3 separate regions of the Homo sapiens genome follow, and regions 2 and 3 are each linked to region 1. The links are chromatin loops, found by intact Hi-C in ENCODE. Cell type or tissue: endothelial cell of umbilical vein. All regions are shown on one strand.

What was found. Hi-C counts contacts between places; a loop is a spot of excess contacts. Peaks named below come from ENCODE experiments on the same cell type or tissue, not always from the same donor. Only the 100,000 strongest peaks of a DNase experiment are listed, where the experiment ranks them.
Region 2: it touches region 1 in a loop (10-fold over the local background); 13 of 110 quality-filtered maps call a loop at or near these places.
Region 3: it touches region 1 in a loop (6-fold over the local background); 28 of 110 quality-filtered maps call a loop at or near these places.

The regions. Positions count from the first base shown.
Region 1 is chr3:58,626,003-58,634,002 of GRCh38, reverse strand. FAM3D (FAM3 metabolism regulating signaling molecule D) reads left to right here. Exons shown (of 10, transcript NM_138805.3): 10 at 1-57. It overlaps FAM3D-AS1 (FAM3D antisense RNA 1), which reads right to left. Exons shown (of 4, transcript NR_134853.1): 3 at 1,343-1,464. It also overlaps a transcript of FAM107A not described here. Among named protein-coding and RNA genes, the nearest start is that of FAM3D-AS1, 23 kb to the right of the region's middle. RefSeq lists an enhancer at 4,644-5,145. In endothelial cell of umbilical vein, a CTCF peak has its summit at 3,700 (motif pointing right); DNase peaks (open chromatin) are centred at 3,802, 4,892 and 6,322; H3K27ac peaks cover 2,094 bases.
Region 2 is chr3:58,184,826-58,192,825 of GRCh38, reverse strand. DNASE1L3 (deoxyribonuclease 1L3) reads left to right here. Exons shown (of 8, transcript NM_004944.4): 8 at 23-569. The coding sequence ends at 139. LOC124909386 (a long non-coding RNA gene) reads right to left here. Exons shown (of 2, transcript XR_007095929.1): 1 at 6,758-8,000; 2 at 5,331-6,078. Among named protein-coding and RNA genes, the nearest start is that of FLNB-AS1, 18 kb to the right of the region's middle. In endothelial cell of umbilical vein, a CTCF peak has its summit at 4,951 (motif pointing left); DNase peaks (open chromatin) are centred at 1,295 and 4,935.
Region 3 is chr3:58,319,680-58,327,679 of GRCh38, reverse strand. It overlaps RPP14 (ribonuclease P/MRP subunit p14), which reads right to left. Exons shown (of 6, transcript NM_007042.6): 6 at 7,487-8,000. HTD2 (hydroxyacyl-thioester dehydratase type 2) reads right to left here. Exons shown (of 5, transcript NM_001348712.2): 5 at 7,487-8,000. Among named protein-coding and RNA genes, the nearest start is that of PXK, 9.2 kb to the left of the region's middle. RefSeq lists an enhancer at 4,936-5,697. In endothelial cell of umbilical vein, no CTCF peak of the experiment used is centred here; DNase peaks (open chromatin) are centred at 1,999, 2,529, 3,089 and 6,469; H3K27ac peaks cover 1,879 bases.

The sequences.
Region 1 (8,000 bases):
GAAGGACAAACTGCCCAGACTTGAGCCCAATTAAATTTTATTTTTGCTGGTTTTGAATGAGCTTTCTGACCACTCCAGTGGCCACGTTTCTCCCTGGGATTGAACTGCTCCAGACTCAGCATGGGCCATGGGTTCAGACAGGTCTGTGACAGCTTCAGGCTCCCCCTTAGGCAGCTGGGAGGGAGCTGTGTTTCTAGGATTTCCCATGGGCCTGAGAGAATCCTCAGTTCCTGCATAACATGTGGGATGGACAGGAACAGAGGGAGCTAGGGACAGGATGCAAGAAATACTGTCATCACCCTCTGTCTGAAGGAGAGCTGGAGCAAGTCCAGAGCAGGAGTGGGAGAGGAGGGGCACATCTGAACCTGGCTGGAAGGAGCCGCCAGGCTGTGCTGCAGGCTTCAGGGAAGGCAGCCGGGCTGTCTCCGCCCCAGGAGCGGACCCTGAGACAAGGACTCAAGGGCAGCCAGTATATTTGGGAGGTGATTGTGGGAAACACCAATAGAGAAGTAGGGAAGTGAGATGGCAAAGGGAAGGAGGGGAAGGCAGCCAGTGAAGGGTATGGTTTCAACCCAGCTACCCCTGTGGGGACTGGAGCTGACTCCCACCCGAAGCTCTAGGAATCGGGGTAGAACATGCACCTTGGAGATACTCCACCCGGGAGTGAGGGAGCTGGGGTATTTACACACCGACTCCCACTAGTGGTTTGTTGAGGGCTTCTGGTGTTGGGGATGATATGAATTCCTAGGTGCTTCTTGTCTGCCCTGCCTAGGGAAGAGTGGCCCTCTGTGGCTTCACAGCAAGCCCCCAGCCAAGAGATGGCAATGCCAGCTGCAATGGCAGGAGCACATTGAAATGGGAAGGCCCAAGGATACGGTGTCAAGACCTGCCTGAGGTTTCTGAGAAGGGCCCAGTTCCCAGGCTCTAGACTAAGTCTTGAAAGGAGGTCGTGGGGGCAGAAAGCATTGCTACTCAGCCTCCTGGAGCATGTGCTGGGGACACTACACCTCATGGAGAAGAAACCCTCTGCCCAAGCACAGATGCCCACCAGTGGTCTGAGACTCACAGCTCCCAAGTCCTGGGGCCAGGGAGCACTTCAAATGTGCCAAGATAGCCTGGGGTAGAGACAATAGTGTGTGTGAACCTTCCACCAGGGGCCACGGCAGGTGGGACACGGGCTACAATTGCAGTGATATCAAAATCAAGGTCCAGGCCAGGTGCGGTGGCTCACGCCTATAACCCCAGCACTTTGGGAGGCCGAGGTGGGCGGATCAACTGAGGCAAGGAGTTTAAGACCAGCCTGGCCGACATATAAAAGTTAGCCAGGTATGGTGGCACTGACCTGTAATCCCAGCTACTTGGGAGGCTGAGGCAGGAGAATCGCTTGAACCTGGGAGGCGGGGATTGCAGTGAGCCGAGATTGCACCACTGCACTCCAGCCTGGGTGACAGAGCGAGACTCCATCTAAAAAAAAAAAAAAAAAATTCAAAGAGCCGGCGGGGAGCCGTGCTCAGGGTTGGCTGAGGAAGTCAGAAGGTGCCCATCCAGACATCCTGTCAATTCTGTCACTCCCTGCCCAACCCACCCCAGCTCACCCTCACGGATGAAAGCGGGAGCATGCTGGCAGGCCTGAATAACCACTTCCAACCACATCAGTAGACTACCTGGAAAAACATCTGCCCAGAAACCTGCTCTGGGAATGAAGGTGGCATGAAATTTTCATGATGACCATAAACACCTTTGAGAGCTCGGAAATTTCACTTTACAACAAGCAGGAGTACCTTGTAAAATTTTTAAAGAACATATAAAGACCTCTAAAATGAGCTCATGAGCAGGGACCAGGGCTAGGCAGAGGGCTCTTGGCAGTGGCCACTATTTTAAGACATGGGGTAGCTGCCTCATTGAAGAGAAGACACATGGACTTTTCCAGAAACTGCACTGCACAACACTTCAAAGAAGACTGAGAACATGTCAACTGGCTCAATCAGAGAATTCAGGGAAGCGTCCCAGGTGCCCTTTCCCAGATTTTGTTACTAATGGTCAGTCTGAACTCTTCTTTGGAGAATTGCCCTTGGGCTACTCATACATTCTTTGAGCACAAGTGCAAAGAAGACAGACCAGGAAGCTGGGGGTGTGTACACCACCCCAGGATGGTCCTTAGCTAATGACTGGCAGGTATGGGAACGTGAAAGGCCAGCTCTTTATTTTGGGGCATGATGACGACCACGAGGTGCAATTTACACTCCAGGATTCCCAGAGGGATCAGGCGGGAACTGGGACTTTGCCTGAAAGTGTCCCTTTGCTTACCTCTTTCCCCTTTCCCATCCTGCTCCTCCACTCCCTTACCAGTGTCCCCAGGGGCCAGTCCTTAACAAATCACCTACACGACAATCCCTATCCCGAAGTGGGATCCTGGGGTACCCATCCTAAGAGAGGTGGTGGGCATGGCCAGCTGGATGGGACTGAGCCTGAGCCTGGGCTGGGAGATAAGACCTCCAGGTCTGCAGGAATTGTTGTCATAAAAGGGATCAGTTCTCAAGGAGAAAGAGCTCAGAGTGGGGGAGCTGCACTTGCCACTGCCATGTGGAGCCCATGGAAGAGGCAACGTGCTGTTCCACACCAGGGAACACAAGGCAAAGATTAGGGATCATGCCCCACTCCAGCTTCCCACTCCTTCCTCAGATGCCCAGAATAAGTCAGAAGATAAGCCCAAGTAGCCATCATTGTACCCCCATAACCCATCAAGGAGACTGCATTCTCGAGCCAGCCACACTAGGCCCCTCTTGGGTGGGTGTTACAAAAGTGGCAAACACCTGTCAGACTCTCAACGTCATTTTCAGGACATTGTGGCCACTATAGGGACCCCCAGGTCAGCTCAAGCTGTAAAGAGTTGGGTCTTTATCGCCAAGATTTTCATCACTCAGCAAACCTGATATGCATCAAGAGTCCGGCAGGCTTGGGGATGCTGCAGTGAAGAAAACCCAGCACCGTTCCCACTCAGTCTAGCAGGGGATACAAATCCAGAGGCGACATGGCTTGGCAAGGGGAAAGACTGCAGGACCGCTGCCCCAGCCTTGGGGGATCCAGGAAGGCATCCTGGAGAAAGCAGCACCCATGCTGAGCCCTCAGGAGTGTGTAGGAGCTCACCAGGCAAAGAAGGGAGGGAAGGGCATGTCAGGCCAGGGAACAGCATGAACAAGGCCTGGAAGGGGCAGAGGATGGGTAACAGGGCTGAGTGGGAGGTCAGAGCCCGAGGGGCCTTGTGAGCTGGGCAGAGGGCTTGGACTTTGTCCCAGGGCAGGGGACACACTGGGAGATTTAAGCTGGGGGCAAGGTGACCAGAGCTGCATGTTTTGAAAATTCCTTGCTGCTGTGGGAAGGAGTGGAGGAAGGGAGGCCAGTGAGGAGGCTGCCATATCATCCAGGAATAGAGGGTGGTGGCCCGGACCAGGGGCCTGTCCCAGGGATCATCAGAAAGTGAAATGGATAAGACTTGGGACACATTTTCTCACTGGGGTCGACAAGCCTTCAGGAATCTCTGCAAGCTAATCGTGGCCTCAGAACTGGGGGCTTGGATTTGCCTCCCCACTCCCTGCCAATGTGCCTCCCACCCATCCCAGGAGTGAGGATGGGGCTGTGAGGGGTGGGGTCGTGGAGAGAGCTTTCCAGAAGCTGTAATTCTTGTCTTCACCAGTAGGTGGCGGCACAAGCTAGAAAGGGAAGGGTGGCAAGGTCTCCCCACACACCCAATTCGGGAAAGGCTGTTGCGCCTAATGAACTCATTATCTGGGACTTCCCAATGGGCACTGGACTTATCTTCGGCCTTGCTGATAGTGTAACAATTGCAGCACCTCACTTCTACAGAGAATTGCAGTTCTCCAGACGTTCTGCTCAGAGCTTTACATGAATTACCTCATTTCATCCTCATAGCCCCCTCGTCCACGGGGTGGGAACCATTGTCATCCTGTTTTACACAGAAGGAAGATGAGGCTCAGAGAGGTCAAGTGACTTGTCCAAAGTCACATAGATAAGGAGTCTCAGAATAAGGGCTGGAATTCCAGTCTGTCCCCAACATTACACGAAACAGATATGTTTGCCCTAAACCTACTCTCAGGTAAACAGAGTTTCTCCCATCCTCCTTCTCCTCCTCTCTTCCCCACTTCCCCTTTTTCTCCTCCCCCTCCTGCCCTGCTCCTGAATGCCTCTGAAGACTTTTGAAGATTGCACAGAACCTCAGAGTTAGCATTCTCAACACCTGCCTTCATTGCTTTGGAAGAGATGGAGAGGAACTGGGTTCAAGGGATTTAGAACTCCTCTTTTTAAAACCCAAAGCCCCCCTCACACTTCGTAAGCCTTACTTCCTTCTATAAGGTTGTGGGTCAAGAAGGAACACATGTTTACTCTCATGTTTTAGATGGAGAAAGAGAGTCTAAGGGATGTGCCCAGCCACAGAGTGAGACAGGGCAAAGATGGATCTAGAACACCTGCTCCTTGGTCCTCCACCACCAGCTGTCACCTCATAAATCATCTGTTCACGTATTCCAAGTACATCCTCTGCGCCAGGCATAGTGCTGGGCTCTGGGGCCTCCACCCCCATTCCTCCTGCCCATGCCATGTGGCCTGAATGTTGCATTTTGGGCCATCATCCTGCCAGGGCCTGGACTTCAGAGCCCAATCACAGGCTCTGTCAACCAGGCTTTCACTGCAGCACTAAGCCACATTTCGGCAGGGCTCCAAACAGATGGAAAACATTAATAAATGCGTAAGAATCATTTTCTTTCCTCCCACCCCACCAAGAGTCAAGCTGGTGGATAATTATGGGATGGTTGCCAAAGGAGTTTGATCTTCCGTGTTGACTTACAGCATTTTTACTGCTCCATCTGAAGGCCAATTTAGTCATTTCCCTTTACAATTTTGTGGACTCTCTCCTTTCTGCAGGAAATCCGAAACTGTAATCAGGCCACGACTGGAACAGGGAGAAAAGGAGTGGGGAGCAGCCGAGGAAGGCAGAGGCTGAACCCAAGGGAAGGGGCGGAAGGAAGAAGCTACATGTTTGCTTGGCTGGAAGGGTCATGGGTATCGGAGGAAATACAGTAACAATAACAACAGTATTAAGCAGTGCCATGAAGCGAGCACTTTCGATGAGTCAGGACTGTGTTAAGCACTCGACCTACTTAGACTATTTCATTTAATCCTCCATCATGGATTCTTCCACTAATATTGCTCTAGACTCGGGGTAAACTGAGGAGCAGGACAGACCAGGCCCTGGTCTTTGTGGAACTGCCATTCCAGAGGAATGGCAGAGGAGACGGACAATAAACACCGAAGTCATATCATTTCAGTTGCTGATGAGTGCTACAACAAAGTAATAAACAGAGAGCCTGGGAACTGCTTTGCACAAGGCAACAGAGAAAGCTTCTCTGAGGAGCCTGAAGGACAAAAAGGATAGAATCAGGCAAAGATCAAAATATGGGCAGTGGAGGGGAAGTGGGGGAGAGAACATTCCACGCAGAGAGAATAGCAAGTGCAAAGGCCCTGAGAAGGGGGGAAAGGTGCTGTGACCCAGAAACTACCAGGGAGAGGGAGGAGAGGGAAATGAGGTCCTAGCAAGACAGTCAATCAGACCTTGCAGACCATGGGGTGTTTGGTTCTGTTGGCAAGGCTGGATCTAGAATGCCTAATTCTTGACCCTCCACCAGCTGCCATTCCGTAAGTCATCTGTGTATGTGTTGCAGGCACCTACTGTGTGCCAGGCATCGTGCTAGAGGAAAGGAAAGGGTGGCAAGGTCTCCCCAACCCCCCCACCTCTTGGGAAACGGTGTTGTGCTTAGTGAACTGGTTATTCGGGACTTTCCACTGGGCAGTGGATATCATTTGTGTTATTAGCAGCATGATAGCAGTGGCACCTAACTTCTCTGAGGAATTGTTGTTCACCAGATGCTCTGCACATCCCCACAGCCCCATGCAGTGGGGGCAACTCTTACCCCACCTTTGGTGAAGTGACAGATAAAACAGAGCAACATGCTCTGATTTATGCTTTCGCAAAACGATGGCTTCAGCTGTACACACACACCTTACCCCATTTAGCTCTGCAGTATGAGTGCTTCACAAACACACACACACACACACACACACACACACACAACATCGTGCCCCCAAGGCCACACAACTATCAGGGACAGAGCTACAGTTCAAGCCCAAGGTCTCTTTAGCCTTAACCTCTGCCACAAGCTGGCATCACGGAGAAGGACAGGGCTGGCAAATGAGGAGGAGAGTGACTGCCGGGGGCACTTTGAGAACTTGGCCCCAGGCCTGGAATCTGGCCTTCAGATATTTTCTTGGCCTGGGCCCAGACCAGCAGCCCTCCAGCCCTTCCAGGCAGCCTGCTGCCCAGTTGAATGAAGGAGTCTGCTCTCAGAGTATCTGCTGTGGGAGAGCCCCGGACCCCAAGCATCTTCAAAGGTCTATTATTAATGGGGCTGTCCAGCTGAAGCTGACATCCGCACGCAGCCCTCCCAGAGCTCTGCACCTCAGCCAGCCCACGGCCTCCACCGTCTGGCCCTGTCGGCTGAGTGGTGCCCAGCAAGGTGAGAAGGCCAAGTCCTGCCCGCTGGGCCAGGCAGAGGTCACCCGCCGCGCCTGAGCTACCGGTGTGTGATGAGAGGACTGCCCCACGTCTTCCCTCATTTCCCAGCTGCCTCAGTTTCCCTTCCTGAGAGAGGCAGGGTTCTGGGAGGTGAGGAGCTGCAGGGACCCAAGAAGGGCATAGAAGCCGCCTGGGGACACTGGCCCCTCTGTCAGGATCAATCGCCCTAAGCCTGTCTGAGGCGCTCCGGGCTTAGGAGCAGCTGTGAAAGCCGCCTTTGTGCCTGGGAGAATGAGCCGCAAGAGGACAGGGGGCCCTCGCCCCGGGAGCCCCTTGGGTCCTGGCTCCTGAGATCAACGCCAGCAGGGAGGACCCCAGCCTGGCCCCTGCAGCCCACCCAGGCCTGGTGCCCACTTCGTGCCATGGGAGCAGCCCAGGGGAAGAAGGTAGGAACCTCTAAGTGTCCTGTTGGGGCCCTGGTCATGGGAAGGGAGACTGGACCTAGCAAGTGGGAGCCCCGACCCACCTACCCTGCAGCTTCAGCCGGCAGTGCCCACCAGCCCTCCCCCTGGAACTCACAGCCAAGACTTGCATCTAGAAAGCAGGCAAGGGCTCAGGGAAGAACCAGTGTCCTATCTCTCCATCTCTAGGACAGACTCGGGGGCAGCCAAATCTCTCTGGCTCCCTGGTCTTAACCACACACATCTCTACTTCCCTGAATAAAAGCTCCCTGGGTACCCCTTCCCCATACCCCAGGAGAGTGTCTGATGCAGGTGGATACAGGGGAAAGATCTTAAAATTATTATTATAAAGTTAGCTAACCAGCTGTTACCAGTTGTAGGGCAATAGGCAAGTTATTTAAGCTTTCTGTACCTTATTTCCTCACCTGTAAAATAGGGCCAATAATAATCACTACCTTGGAAAATCATTGTGAAAATTAAATGAGTGAAAGTGTTTGGAACACTGCCTGGCACTGTGTAGAGGCTTTGCTCCATTATTATTAGAATTCTATTCATGTTATTATCCCTCACCTTCTAAGCCTGAGCTCTCAGCTGGGGGTTTGTAGACAGCATTGCCTGAGAACTGTTTCTGGAAATGTGCTCTGCGGACCCCTGCGTCAGCATCCTGGGGTGGGGAGTAGGAGGGAGCTTGTGAAACAGTCACTTTCTCATGGCCCATCAGACCTCCTGGATCAGCCTCTTAGGGGCAAAGAGGGGCCTGCATTTACTCACCAGCTCTCGGGATTGTCCTACGTGCTCACTGCTCTCCAACCACAACGACCCGGTACTGCCATCCCAGTGGCATAGACAGGCTGCCGTGTCCCAGATCCACCACCCACCTACCGTGGCGATGACCTGAACCCCTCTGGACCTCAGGTTCTTGTTTATAAAGGGGGGCTGGTACCTGCTTCGTG
Region 2 (8,000 bases), 440 kb after region 1:
TACCTCCCCTTTCTCCTTATAGGCCCTGGATGTCAGCGACCACTTTCCAGTTGAATTTAAACTACAGTCTTCAAGGGCCTTCACCAACAGCAAAAAATCTGTCACTCTAAGGAAGAAAACAAAGAGCAAACGCTCCTAGACCCAAGGGTCTCATCTTATTAACCATTTCTTGCCTCTAAATAAAATGTCTCTAACAGATATGAACTGCTCCCTGTACTTAGGAAACAAGAGTGATCCAACTGCTTTCATTTTTTGACCTGAATTTATTCTGACTTGAGCCAAATTGGAAGGAGAATCTTTTGTATCTCTCTTGGTCTCATACCTCCCCTGAATTGTCTAAAAGGGAACCAGGGGCATTTGTAGACCAAAATGATGATCTTCATGCCCTGAGCCAGAGCCCCATCCACTGTCACTGGCCCTGCTCAACCCTGTCATGCGAGAGGCTGCAGGGGGAGGAAGAGCGTCAGCTTTCAGTCCTCATGAGGGGTCCTGTTCCACACGCAATGACCAGAAACACCAAGGCCCCAGCTGCCCCTGTGATTTGGGCAATTAACTGTTTTAAGAGTCTGCCCCCTCCTCTCTGAGGTCAGGCCACCATCACGTCTCACAGTGTTGAGGGATAAAGGCCACTCCCACCTGGTTTCTCTGCCTTCGAATTGTCCTCCAACTCAGCCAGCCCAGGAAGCATCAGTGTCATCCTCTGAAATACTAATCTGACCACAGCCCACCCTCAGTCCCACCCTCAGTCCCACCCTCTGCCCATAAATCCTTCAGCGGCTCCCATCACCATGGGAGAGAGCTCAGTCTTGGCCACCATGAAGGTCTCTGCTATCTGGCTTATTGCGCCAGCCCCACCTTCTGCCAGGGTCCCACCCTGAACCCCTGCTCCAGGAGGATGTCCTCCGCCCTGCATACCCCATGCTCTCCCTCCCTGGGGGCCTTGGCTCTGCCCCCCCCATGCCCTGCCCTATTCCAGAGCCCGGGCCAAGTGCCCCCAGCCCTCATGTGCGCCCTACCTCTATTGCAACATCCACCACATTATATTTGTCACCAAGGTCAGTGTTGGAGGTCTTTGGGGCCCCAGTGTGACAAACACCTAGTGGGCTGGCTGGGACTCGAGGATTTTGTTATCTTTCTGCAATCAAGGAGGCTCATTGGAGTCCAACAACACAGCACCATTTAGCCTGTATCCAAGGTGCCCATTTTTGTTTGTTTTGCTTTGTTTTCCCTGATGTTTCTTTGTTCAAGTCATACACGAACATGGCTAAATGTGTGAACAGTACCGAAGAATAAGCAGGGAAAAGGAATGCCGTGCCCTGACCCCATCCCCGAGTTTCCTGTCTCAGAAACAGCCCCTCTTCCCAGCTCATGTGTTTTTCCAGAGAGTCTGCACAGAAATGAGCACTATATGTAACCTTAAAAATACAAAATATAGCACACCATATGCATGGTTCCACTCTTCGCTTTTTTCCTTTAATATATTGGGGATGATGTGACTTTTGATGTAGGAGAAAAAGACCTTAAGTCTGACACTTGAAATTATGTAACATCTGACTGGGGGAATAAAATCAAAAGGGCCCTGGTTAAGCACGGGAAGCCATCTTCCTCAAATGTCCAATTAACCTCATTGGACAAAGGTCTCACTGGAATTGGTGAGGGGTGAGTGATGGCAAGGCTGCTAACACATCTGTCACCCTTCTCCTAAGCCAGAGCTCATAGTCCCAGGAAACTTACCAGTTTCCAAGGTCCAAAATGGTCAAACAAGGTCAGGCGAGGTGGCTCATGCCTGTAATCCTAGCACTTTGGGAGGCCAGCCTGGGCAACATGGCGAAACCCTGTCTCTACTAAAAATACAAAACATTAGCCAGGCATGCTGGTACACTCCTGTAGTCCCAGCTACTGGGAGGCTGAGGCACAACAATTGCTTGAACCCGGGAGGTGGAGGTTGCAGTGAGCTGAGATCGTGCCACTGTACTCCAGCCTGGGCGACAGAGTGAGACTCTGTCAAAAAAAAAAAAAAAAGTCAAGCAAGTCATAAATGGGCTTATTCCGGAGAGAGAGGCTCATCCTTCTGTCCCAAAGTACTGCAAGCTCCGAAAGCCCACATGGCTGGGATAAGAACCCTGGCTGCTGGGGCTTGAGACTCCATGCTGGGTGGGGGAGGAATGGGAAGGAGGACCAGACACTAAATGAGTCAGTCCATGGCTCTGACTTGGTCCTGACACCCTGCAGCTTCCTCCCAACAAGACATCTCTCCACTCCTGCCCAGGAGCAGGTTACTGGAGCCACAGGCATCTGCCAGCTCTTATTCCGGCCAAATTCTGACAGGCAAGAGGGCACAGCGCAGGGCATGTCTCACTGCGCATAACCTAATGGAGCTGCAAACATCCTCCTGTCCCTTTGGGTCACCTGGCCTGGCCTGGGCAAGGAACTCTGGTGGCCTTTTGGGGAAAATGGGTGTCCCCTGGTCATAGGCACCCTTTTAGCCTTGGCTTTGTCCAAAGAGTCTAAAGCTTGGCTGGGTGCGGTGGCTGACGCCTGTAATCCCAGCATTTTGAGAGGCTGAGATGGGAGGATCACTTGAACCCAGGAGTTTGAGACCAGCCTGGGTAACATAGCAAGACCCCATCTGAACAAAAAATAAAAAAATTAGCTGTGCATGGTGGTGCATGCCTGTAGTCCCAGCTACTCAGAAGGCTGAGGCAGGAGAATCACTTGAGCCTGGAAAGTCAAGGCTGCAGTGAGCTGTGATCGTACCATGGCACTCCAGCTTGGGAAACAGAGCAAGACCTTTTCTCAAAAACAAAACAAAAAAAACAAACGAACAAAAAAGAGTCTAAACCTTGGTGTGCACTGGAATCCCAGGGAACCAGTTACCATGGTGATTCCCAGGTCCCAGTCTCCCAGAGTCTGGGCCAGGGCCCAGGAACCTGCAATTTCAACAAGTCCCCCGGTTGATTCCAAGGCACATGATCTGAGGCCCAGATTTGAAATCACTCTCCCAGTCCCCCTTGGTGAGGCGAGGTGTAGCATGGTAGCAAGGACCAGGCTCACTTTGGAGCCATAGTCTCTACCACCTACCAGCTGTGGGACCTCGAGCAGGCTACTTACCTTTAGTTTCCTTGTGTGTAAAACAGAGATAATAAGAGAATCAACCTCATAGGTAAAGTTTAAATAAGATGATGGATATAAGGCATGGAGGATGTGCCTGATGCTTAGTAAGCCCTCGATAAATTAAATTCCCTTACTTGTATATTTGTATTAACAGGGCTTGCTCTGTTAAAGGGTAGGCCGCTTTAAGTCTGGGTGTGCAGGTTGCTCGAGCTTAGTTATTCAGAATGAATTTTTGCCACACAAGGAATCATGCCAGGGTTCCATTTCTTTGTCATTCACCACGGCAAATATTTTGGCAGGTAACCCTGAGGATGGAGACGCCCCTGCTTCCAGTCCTTGTGACATCCTTTTCCTTGTCAACACCACTTTCCTGCCACAAATACAGAAACCCTCCCCCAGTGACCTTCTCCCTGACCCTGCTGGGGGTGGGGTGGGTGAAGGGAGCTTCTGCAATTCAGCAACCCTGCTCCTATCTCTCCCTTGGGCTGGAGAGGGCAAGTATAAAGAGTAGTTGCCAAACCAGGAAAGGGCGACAAACTGGGGGCCACATCCCTCGTCCCTCCCGGAAAGAGGAAAGGCACCCAGCCCAGGCAGGCGTGAGGGTGGAAAGCAGGGCAGCTGAGAGAGGCTCACATTTGCATCAGCTGCTGAGTCTCCTGATCAGGGCGGGCTTCCACCTGAATGATCCTGAAGGAGCCAGCATCCCCATGTCACTTGCCCATGGGCCATATTTCAAAGGAGGAGCGGGTCCCCACGGTCCCCAAGACCCTGGCAACAGTGGCGTCAATCTTTGGGATTCAGGGAAGCTACTAAAATTAAATCAAAATAAGGGAATTTGAGGAAACAAGAATCTATGGATGCAGGTTTGTGTGTGTGTGTACGTGCACATACACACGCACTCAGCTCTTTCCCAGGGGTCTCCCTGCCTGGCACATATTCCTCGGCCTGCTCAGCTTCTGGCTGGGTCATACCAGCCCATGTCCCTGCCTCAAATGCGTCTTCCGATGGCAGGTGGGAGGAGGTTGGTCATTTACAGAAACTCCTCCTGCTGCCCCTCTATGCTCTGGGAAACTCTACCACCAAATACCCTGGGAGTTTTATTTTTCCGAGTTATCATTACTTTGAGATTCCCGCTCCTGAGATCTTTTCACAGTTTCCTAGAGGCTAGAGCTGAAAATATCCTTAAAGGTAATAATAAGTAATGGCTGCCATTTGCTAAGGGCTGCTGTGTGCCAGGCTGTGTGCTAAGAGGCAGTGGCGTGGGCCATCTCACTGAATTCCAACCGCAGCAGCGAGGTGGAGTCTGATGTCATCTCCATTTTATAGGCGAGGCGAGTGAGGCCCAGAGAAGTTAAACAACTTGCCCGAGGGCACACAGCTGGGGAGTATTGAACCCAGGTGACTCACCCATTAGGCACAGCACTGTGCCTAGGGCCCATGGAAATGTGTTAATTTCTTTCAGAATCAGAAAGAAAAACATGAACTTTGGGGATGAAGAAAAAATTAACATAATAATAATAACATGTTTGTCTTTATACCAATATAGTTGTAAAATACAATTTTAATATTTTTTATGGGGGAAAGGATCTATAAAGGCAAAGGTGCCTAATGCCCGTGAAAGCCACAATGGGGCCCTGGGGGAGGCAGAATTAAAATCCCGGTCTGCCTGCCTTCAAAGTTCGTGCTCTCTTCAGTCTAGTCTAATCCTGTTTACAGGTGAGGAAACTGAGGTCCAAGGCCACACAGCGAATGGCAGAGCCAGGTGGAGAGCTCAGGTTTCCAGTGAGCCAACCACCATGGCTTGTGGTCCGACATCACCACCCGGTGGCCTTTTGGGGAACTTACCTTTAGTCCAGAGGTGAACCTAGAAAGAGAAAGGGCTCAGACAGTTCCAGATACCCGCAGGAAACCTCCACAAGCCAGTCTGCACTTGGGCTCCACACTCAGCAGTGGTGAAGCCAGGCCAGGGAGCCAACTCCACACTCACTTGAGGCTGTCGTTGGAATTCACACATCTCAGCCTACACACACACACACACACACACACACACACACACACACACACACCCCTCTGCCAGGGTAAAAGCATCATCCCCCAGAGTTAATATTTGTAAAGTTCTTAGACCAGTCTGGTCCAATAGGAATATAATATAAGCCAAAATGTAATTTGAAATTTTCTGGTAGCCATATTTTAAGAAGTAAAGGAAATAAGTGAAATTAATATATTTAATATTTTATTTAACACAGAAATCAGCAAACTATACAGCCTGTGGGGGAAATCTGGCCCACCATCTGTTTTTTTTAAATAAAGTTTTATTGGAACAAGCCATGCCCATTTGTTTTTATATTGTCTATGGCTGATTTTGCACTGCAATGGCAGAGTTGAGTAGTTGCATAGTTGAGACCAGGTGATCCACAAAGCTGAAAATTCTTACTATCCAGTCTTTCAGAGGGAAAGTTTGTCAACCTCTGATTTAGCCCAATCTATCCAAGTATGGTCATTTCAACATAAAATTCAATATAAAAATTATTAATGAGAAATTTTACATTTCATTATACTAAATCTTTGAAATTCAGTGTGTGTTTTATACTTAGAGTACATCACAATTTGGATAAGACTCATTGCAAATGCTCAATGGACATGTGGTTGGATCATGACTACCGAACTGGACAGTGTAGGGCTTAGAACAATGCCCGCAGATATCAAACAGGTATTCATTAAATACCTAAATAAACTCCCCACCAGCCTTTCTTAACTGACTTCCAGAAAGAATTAAGCCCTAACATTCGGGGACAGCCCCTGTTTGTAATGAATCAACTTCTTTCCCATGCCTGTAGAATGGTGTCATTCCTGGGAGGACTGAGAAAAGTCACTGGTGTCATTTTCTGTAGGGTTTCATTTATTCACAGAATCCCAGTTGAGAAATGCTGCAGCCATTCCTTTTCTAAGGAGCTTGAAGACTTGCTGCTGATGGAGATAATTATTATTAATATAAATCACATGTATAGAGCCAGGCACTGTGCTAAGGTCTTTCTGAGCATTGTTTCAATGACAGAAATGACAATGGCCTCCCTCAGGAAGGCTCCTCTGTGCACCAAAGGTGTCCACTGTCCCCCATACAGCCCTTTTCACTATGTCCTGTGAGCTCCAAGATCTGACCCCTCATTCCCCGGGAGCTCAGCCTAGGCCCGGCCCACAGGAGCTGCTGGATCAATATTTGTTGCATTCAATCAAGTAACTCTAGAGAACCCGGGGGTCATTTGGTGTTTGATTCAACCTGGCAGGTGTTTTTCCAGCAGCTCTGTTGTGCAAGGCTGCTGTGTGCATCTCAAGGGAATCCATTCCCACATTGATGCTCACTCACATTCCCAAGACTGCCCAGGGAAAACCAGACAAGATAGTTGCATTCGCAGTTTTAAGTGGTCTAGCTCCTCTCTGACAGTTCAGGCTAAGAGACAGACCACCAGAGACCAGGGAATAGTGATTCGTTTGCCCAGTGCTTTCTCTGTCCAGCATGAGGAACTGCCCTTTTGTCCAAGTAAGGAGGGAAGTGTACCACAATATCCTGGTTGAACAAGACCTGCCCATGAGCATTTTAGTTTTGAAAGAGCTGTATGCAGGGATGTTTATTTGAATTCCCCACCTGCCCGAGGCCTTCTAAGCAATCAGATTCTGTGAGCACCAACATCAGATGGGTCCACGGACAATCATTCGACATGTCTGGGATTCTGCAAGAGAACTGTTTCCGAGAGAAGGAGGGAGGCCCATCAAGATAATATGAGTAACCAAGGTTTAGCTGTCAGAAGGGAGGTGGTATGGAATGAATTGTTCCTCCCAAAAGACTATTTATTTATTTATTTTTGAGACAGAGTCTTGCTCTGTCACCCAGGCTGAAGTGCAGCGGTGCGATCTCGGCTCACCATAACCTCTGCCTCCCAGGTTCAAGCGATTCTCCTGCCTCAGCCTCCCAGGTTCAAGCGATTCGCCTGCCTCAGCTTCCCAGGTTCAAGCGATTCTCCTGCCTCAGCCTCCCAGGTTCAAGCGATTCTCCTGCCTCAGCCTCCCAGGTTCAAGCGATTCTCCTGCCTCAGCCTCCCAGGTTCAAGCGATTCTCCTGCCTCAGCCTCCCAGGTTCAAGCGATTCTCCTGCCTCAGCCTCCCGAGTAGCTGGGATTACAGGCACCCGCCATCACGCCCGGCTAATTTTTGTATTTTTAGTAGAGACAGGGTTTCACCATGTTGGCCAGGATGGTCTCCAACTCCTGACTTCAGGTGATCTGCCCACGTCGGCCTCCCAAAGTGCTGGGATTACAGGCGTGAGCCACTGCGCCTGGCCCAAAAATATTTAAGTTTTTTTTTTTCCAAGTTCTAACTGCCAGTGCCACCTCATTTGGCAATAGGACCACTGCAAATGTAATTCGTTAAGATGAGGACATACTGGAGGCGTGGGCCCCTAATCCAATACGATTGATGCCCTTCTAAGGAGACAGTCATGGGAAGCCAGAGTGACACACAGGTAGACAGCCACGTGACGAGGAACGCAGAGCCTGGAGTGCTGCAGCTGGAAGCTGAGGAAGGCCAAGGATGCTGGTGGCCACCAGAAGCCAGGAAGGGCAAGAAAGTGTTTGTCCCTATAGGTTTCAGAGAAAGCTTGACCCTGCCCACAGCTTGATCTGACTTCCAGCCTCCAAAAATGTGAGATCGCCAATTTCTGTTGTGTTAAGCCACTGAGTTTGGGGTACTTTATTATGGCAACCCTAAGAAACTGATACCGGAAGGAGCTTCGAATTTAGCATGGTGGCTGCACAAGACATGTAGGCCACTGTGGTACCCTTCCTCCTCTTCCTGCTGAGCGCATGGCTCCATGAATCAACCCAGCCCTCTCA
Region 3 (8,000 bases), 310 kb after region 1:
GATACTTCCCTCAGAGGAGCCCCTCTGAGATCACAGTGACCACTGACACACACATCTGGCCTGGGCTCTGCTGCTTCAAGGAGGGAACATGAATAACATGCAGGTAAAAGTAATGAGGGGGTCAGGAGCAGTGGCTCACGTCTGTAATCCCAGCACTTTAGGAGGCTGAGGCAGTGGATCACCTGAGGTCGGGAGTTTGAGACCAGCCTGACCTACATGCAAAAACCCTGTCTCTACTAAAATTACACAATTAGCTAGGCATGGTGGCAGAGGCTGAGGCAGAATTGCTTGAACCCGGGAGGCAGAGGTTGCAGTGAGCCGAGATCATGCGACTGCCTCCAGCCTGGGCAATAAGAGCGAAACTCCATCTCAAAAACAAAACAAAACAAAAAGGCCTGGCACAGTGGCTCACGTCTGTAATCCCAGGACTTTGGGAGGCCGAGGCAAGCAGATCACAAGGTCAGGAGTTCGAGACCATCCTGCCGGCCAATATGGTGAAACCCCATCTCTACTAAAAATACAAAAAATTAGCCAGGCATGGTGGCACGTGCCTATCATCCCAGCTACTTGGGAGGCTGAGGCAGAAGAACCGCTTGAACCCGGGAGGCAGAGGTTGCAGTGAGCCGAGATCGTGCCACTGCACTCCACCCTGGGTGACAGAGCAAGACTCCATCTCAAAAAAAATAAATAAATAAATATAAAATAAAAAAGTAGTGAGGGAGTGATGAGAATGAGAAGAGGGAGATAAGCGGGGAAGTCGGGAGGGAGAGGGGAAGGTAGGCAGATGGAGAGAAAAAAAGGCAGAATGTGAGATTCAAAAACTAGGCAAAAAGCTGCCCTCATAAGCCTGAGGAAGAAGCTGGAGTGTTGGTCATAGTTAAGGGCCTAAGCTCCCAGGTGACTTCTTGGGTTCACACCGGCTACACAGCTTACTGGCAGCCTGACCTCTCTTTGCTTCAGCTCCTCGTCTGCAGAATGAAGATAATGATAGCCTCCACTCTGTAGGATCATTGGGAGGACTGGATGCGCTAATGTAGGCAATGACCTGGAAGACAGGCTGGTAGGGAGAATGCAGAGTATTAGCTCTTATGTTATAAAGGAAATCACGGTCGGGTGTGGGGGCTTGCCTCTTTAGGGCTCCTGAGTCTCTTTGGGGACAGTTCCTGGCACAGAGTTTGTGCTCAGTAAATATTTGTCAAATGGATGTATGAACAAACCAAAAAAGGAGGCAGGGCATGGTGGCTCACACCTATAATCCTAGCACCTTGGGAGACAGAGACGGGAGGATGGCTTGAGGCTAGGAATTCAGGACCAGACAGAGCAACATAGTGAGACCCTGTCTCTACAAACAAATTTTTTTTTTTTGAGATAGAGTCTCGCTCTGTCACCCAGGCTGGAATGCAGTGGCGCTATCTTGGCTCACTGCAAGCTCCGCCTCCCAGGTTCACGCCATTCTCCTGCCTCAGCCTCCCGAGTAGCTGGGACTACAGGCGCCTGCCACCACACCCGGCTAATTTTTTGTATTTTTAGTAGAGACAGGTTTTTACCGTGTTAGCCAGGATGGTCTCGATCTCCTGACCTCGTGATCCGTCCACCTCGGCCTCCCAAAGTGCTGGGATTACAGGCGTCAGCCACTGTGCCCTGCCTGTCTCTACAAAATTTTTAAAAAGTCACCAGGTGTGGTGGTGCATGCCTGTAGGCCTAGCTACTCAGAAGGCTGAGGTAGGAGGATCTCTTGAGCCCAGCTGAGGTGGCAGTGACCCATGATTGTGCCACTGGCCTCCAGCTTGGGCAACCAAGCAAGACTGTCTCTAAAACAAAATAAAAATTAAAAATAAAGGAAATCAGCAGATGAACCGTACAGGGAGAGAAAAGTTGTTCAACGGAAAGGAATTCAAATACTTTTCTCCCTGGAAGGGAAGAGAACAGAAAAGGAATTAGAATTGAAGGTCAGAGTTGCAAAGGTCATACAATAACAGCCTTATCTAGTTTTCCTTACTAAGGAAAGGAAACTGAAAGTGAGAAATCAGGTATTTGATGAAATGAAGCCAGAGATAAGCTCTCAGTCTAGCCTTTCCCTTTCTCTGCAAATTCTTCTGGGAAGTGGGCCCCTTAAAGTAAATATTTTGGTAAGCCTCATGATTTATTTTTATCTACCCAAATCAGTGTCTTGTCAGTGATCCTCTGAGGACACTGGACTTAAACTGGATCCATGATCCATGGGGAACCAGGTTTCAAACCCCAAGACCGCCTCGATATCCACCTGGCATTTGAAATGGCTAAGGCCTAGCTGGGCATGGTGGCTCATGCCTATAATCCCAGCACTTTGGGAGGCCAAGACAGGCAGATCGCTTGAGCCCAGGAGTTTGAGACCAGCCTAGGCAACATAGTGAGATTCCCATCTCTACAAAAAGTCATAAAATTAGCCGGGCATGGTGGCACATGCCTGTGATCCCAGCTACTCAGGAAGCTGAGGTAGGAGGATCACATGAGCACAGGAAGGTCGAGGCTGCAATAAGCTGTGATCCCATCACTCCACTCCAGCCTGGATGACAGAGCCAGATCCTGTCTCAAAAAAAAAAAGAATAGAAAAGAAATGGCTTAGGCTGAACATGGGGAAACACCCCAAGGCCGGAGCTGATCTAATTTAAATCGGGTTTTTTTCTATAGTCTCAGGCTGCCTAAGGCTAATGAGGAAAGAGGGAACCTCAGTTTTTGCCACACATACAACTACTCAGGGCTCGCAAAAAAAAAAAATGTATATAAAAAAAAAATATATATATATACATATATATACACACACACACATATTTCCCACTGTTGCCAAATGTTTAAATGGCCCACAGGTTGTTTGTCTAACAACTTGATGTTTGCCCAGATTGACTGAAGATAATGAGTTTTAGCAAGGATGCTCCTTAGGCCTGGCAACTACTCTACAAAATCAAATCATAGAAGCTTGTGAAAAACTCAGTGTTTCCTAAGTAGCATGGCCTCCCAACTCAAAATGCTTTTATTTCTTTAAATATTCATGATCTGGATCTAAAACAACAAAACTCAACTCACAGTCATTCTTATTTCCTTTACGTGTTGATATTTTCCACCACATCACAGGGGACTTTTGCCCAGGGTTTATAAGAAGGTCATTTGAATTGCTTTACAGCTAAGAACCACCTTAGGAATTAACTGTGGGGCCTCCTATTAATCTTGTTGTATTTATGCAGTGTTAACATTGGTTCTGGGTTCCTTATGATTTTTGAATTTAAATGGTTTCTTCTAGTTGGTGATTCTGCTCTAACCCACAGTTTCTCTGAAGATGCTGAGAATTAATTTATCTGCTGTGTTTGTAACCCAAAATAAAAGCAAAGATAAGAACAAAGGAGGTGAAACATCTGGGACACTGGAGATACCTGTGGACCAAGACTAATTCAGCAGCACTCCCATTCTGCTCAGAGCTAGATAATAAGCTATGCTGACACATGAGGCATTCACAGTGGCACAGTTGCTCAGAGTGACAGTCATCCCTTGGTAGAAAATGTTTTAATATGAAAACTTAGTAGATGTAATGGCAATTTTCTTTGGGAATAAATTGGTCTCTGAATCATACTCTAAAAACATAAAGGAAAAATGACTAATAATTCAGCACAAAATGAAAACCTGTGGTTACCTAAGAGGTATCAGTGTGCATTTAGCAATTTCTTCTTTTTCTAGGTGAATAAGCATGTCAGGTCCACAAGACAAATGGTGGCTGTTGCCAGGCTTTCTTCCCATTGCTACTCAAGATTTGCTCCTCAGAAAAAGGAATGAGTGGCATTTCACCAATATGGAAATGTTTCCAATAGAGTATAAAAATCCATTAAGCAATTTTCCAGTACATTAGGCTAAAAGTGCTTAAAACGAGTATCTCTTTCTGTGACAATTAAACATCACACAATTTGCAGTCGTATAATACCCCTATGTACAAAGTGCTCGGTCAACTTGGCCTATTTTAGTCATTACTTTTGTACTTATTTCCATGTGTGACCTGGTACAGTCAAGGCCACTTCTCAATTATCTGGGAGAGAATTTCCTAATTTGAGGGTCACTCAGGCTTTCATTAAGAGTCATTCTTTTGAGCAGTTTGTATAGACTCAATGAAAAAGCCAAGCAACCAGTTTTCCTTATAGCCAGCTTTAACAAAGCACGTGTGGTTTGAGAATCTTGACTCTGGATAAAAATGACAAGTTACTAAAGAGAAGTACTGATAACTTCTTGTCTACTTCTCTGTTTCCAACCTTTATTGATTTATAGATTTCAAAGACCATGACTCAGGGAGCATAAAAATGTGGAACTCTGTATGCAGAGGCTCATTCCAGCATTTTGGGAGGCCAAAGCAGGAGTATCGCTTGAGACCAGGAGTTCGAGACAACCTGGGCGACACAGTGAGACCCACATCTCTATAAAAAATACATACATTTTAAAAAAGTGAACATGAAGGCTGAGCACAGTGGCTCATGCCTGTAATCCCAGCACTTTGGGAAGCCAAGGTGGGAGGATTGCTTGAGCCCAGGAGTTTGAGACTAGCCTGGGCAACAAAGTGAGACCTCATCTCTGCAAAAAATCAAAAAATAAGCCAGATATGGTGGTGTGCACCTCTGTTCTCTGCTATATAGGAGGCTGAGGCAGGATTGTGTAAGCCCAGGAGGTGCTGCAGTCATTGCACCACTGCAACTCCAGCCTGGGAGACAGAGTGAGACTCTGTCTCAGAAAACAAACAAAAAAAAAAACAGTGGAAATGCTCACATTGAGTAGCTACTTTTGAAAGTTACACAGTATAAATCAACTATCATTCAGATCTGACATCCCTTCCGTACCCTATATTTTTCATCTTTAACCCTTTAAGCCATTCTTCGGTGAAGACAAATAATCACTGAATGTCGGCTTAGAAAATGTGTAGGTGATATGCATGGGTGGAAGACTTTCAACTAATAGTATTAGGAAAACGCTACAACTCTAGCGGGGAATAAGATCTAGAACATTCCGAAAGCAAAAAGATTGCTATAGAATGATTCCAATTATTTTAATGCCATGTAAGATGCCATTATAGAAACTGACAGTGCTCCAGTTCCAGCAACACGAATGAGGGAAATAAAAATATTTCACCCCAAAATATATTTGTCATATTTTCAGATGGCTGTTCAGAGAGCCAAAAGAAGCAGCCCTGCAAAGCTGTCTTTTTTGGAGAAAACTTGCATTTGCAGAGAATCTGCTTGATGCAGCCAGGCCTTCCCTTGTCTGGATCTCGGGAAGATTAACTTAGTCTGACACTTTAAAGGTCTGAAACATGCTGGACATGGTGGCTCACATCTGTAATCCCAGCACTTTGGGAGGCCGAGGAGGCCAGATCACCTGAGGTCAGGAGTTCGAAACCAGCCTGGCCAACATGGTGAAACCCCATCTCCACTAAAAATACAAAATTTAGCTGGGCATGGTGGCACATGCCTGTAATCCCAGCTACTTGGGAGGCTGAGGCCAAGAGAATCGCTTGAACCCGGGAGGCGGAGGCCACAGTGAACCAAGATCGTGCCATTGCAATCCAGCCTGGGCAATAAGAGCGAGACTCTGTCTCATACAACAAAAAAGGTCTAAAACATTTACCATCTATTCTTTTGAGGGCTGCCACCTGTGGGGCTTCATTTACATAACAAGACCACCTTTGCTAGCCAGGCTTCCCCTTCTCCAGCTCCCCGAACATGTTATGCCACTGATCCGAGCCCACACTCTTTTTGTAACCTTTAGGTGGTATTTAAGCTTCTAAACCCTATTGGGTGGGGGTTTGGGGGGTAATCACTCTGTAGCTCTCCCCTTCATGCAAGCTAATATATTGGTATGCCTTTTCTCCAATTAATTTGCCTTTTCTCAGTTGATTTTTCAGTGAACCTTCAGAGGGCAAAGGGGAAGTTTCCCCTTGGTTCCTACAGGAACCTAAGACCCACAGAGTGATGGAAAAAGGAAAGGCTTTGGAGCCAGGCAGGCCCAAGTTTGAATCCCAGCTGTACTGCTTATTCGCTGAACAACCTTGGGCAAGTCAGTTATCCTACTTAAAAACAGGATAATGTTAACTTCACACAGTTGTTTCAAGGATTAGCATTAATGTAGAAAATCAACTCATCAGGCATTGAAAAAATGGTGGCTATCAGTATCAATGATCACATCCCAATCCAGTTATGGACCTAACTTTAAGACTGCTGCTAAATCCCAGGGAATGAGTTCTGCAGGAGCAAGCAGTCCTGGCCTCAAGTCCGTATATTTGTGCATGTTCCCCATTTTGTTTTGCCATTTGAACACATTTTCAGCATGTCTAGTGATTCACCTATAAATGTCTTCTTCAAGTGGATCTCAGCCTGCACATGCTGCACATTCTGAAACTCACAAGAACAGTATCCTTGCTCCCCACATTGATTTTGGTCTTGTCTTCCACCTTAGAAAACTAGTATATGGTATAATACAGTATTAAAGTTTTAAAGTACTAACTTTATACACAACACTGCCCTCTAGCGACTAGAATAATTTTTTTTTTTTTTGAGACGGAGTCTCGCTCTGTTGCCCAGGCTAGAGTGCAGGGGCACGATCTCAGCTCAATGCAACCTCCACCTCCCAGTTCAAGCAATCTTCCTGCCTCAGCCTCCGAGTAGCTGGGATTACAGGCACGCACCACCACACCCAGTTAATTTTTTTGTATTCTTAGTAGAGATGGGGTTTCATCATGATGGCCAGGATGGTCTCAATCTCTTGACCTCGACCTCGTGATCCGCCTGCCTTGGCCTCCCAAAGTGCTGAGAATTACAGGCATGAGCCACCACGCCTGGCCTAGAATAATTCTTTCTAGTTGTCTGTTCAGCTGCTCTCTGGGTAAAAATTAAAAATTCTGTCATAGATTGTCTTGAATGTGTTGGCTGACATTAGAGAAATGGAAATCATAACTACAATGAGATACCACCTCATGCCCAATAGTAATTTGAACAACAATTTGACAATTCTTTATAATATTAAAGTTACATGATCCAGCAATTCCACTCCTAGAATTTAAAACCTGTCGGCCAGGCGCAATGGCTAACGCCTGTAATCCCAGCACTTTGGGAGGCCGAGGCAGGCAGATCACGAGGTCAGGAGATCGAGACCATCCCGGTTAACACGGTGAAACCCCGTCTCTATTAAAAATACAAAAAATTAGCCGGGCGTGGTTGCAGGCGCCTGTAGTCCCAGCTACTTGGGAGGCTGAGGCAGGAGAATGGCCTGAACCCAGGAGGAGGAGCTTGCAGTGAGCTGGGATCGCACCACTGCACTCCAGCCTGGGCGACAGAGCAAGACTCCATCTCAAAAAAGAAAAAAAGAAAATATATATATATATATATATTTAAAACCTGTGCACATAAAAACCTCTTCTATAATGTTCATAACATTATTTTTAACAGCCCAAAAGCGAAAATAATCCAAATATCAACTGATGTATGGGTAAATACAATGGAATATTATTCAGCCATAAAATAAAATGATGTACTGATACATGCTGTAACATGGATGAACCCTGAAAACATGCTATATCAAAGAAGCCAGTTCCAAAGGATCATACATTGTATGAACTTTTATGAAATGTCCAGAACAGGGAAACCCATAGAGACAGAAAGTAGACTGGTGATTCCCAAAGACTGGAGGAGAGAAATGGATTGACTGCTAATGGGAGGTTCTTTTGGGGGTGATGAAAAATGCTATAAAAAATTGATTTGGTGATGGTTGTACAACTTTGTGGATATTCTGAAAACCACTAAACTGTACACTTTTAAAAGGTGAATTTTATGGTATGTGAATTATATCTCAATTTTATTAAAAAACGGGAAACAAAAAAAAATGGGAAACAAAAGTGTTGGCTGTGTTGGGATGGCCATTTAGTAGTAACATGTTAGGCACATCTCCCCTTCAATATAACCTCCCTGACCCCAGCCCCCAAAGTCTTAAGAATTTGG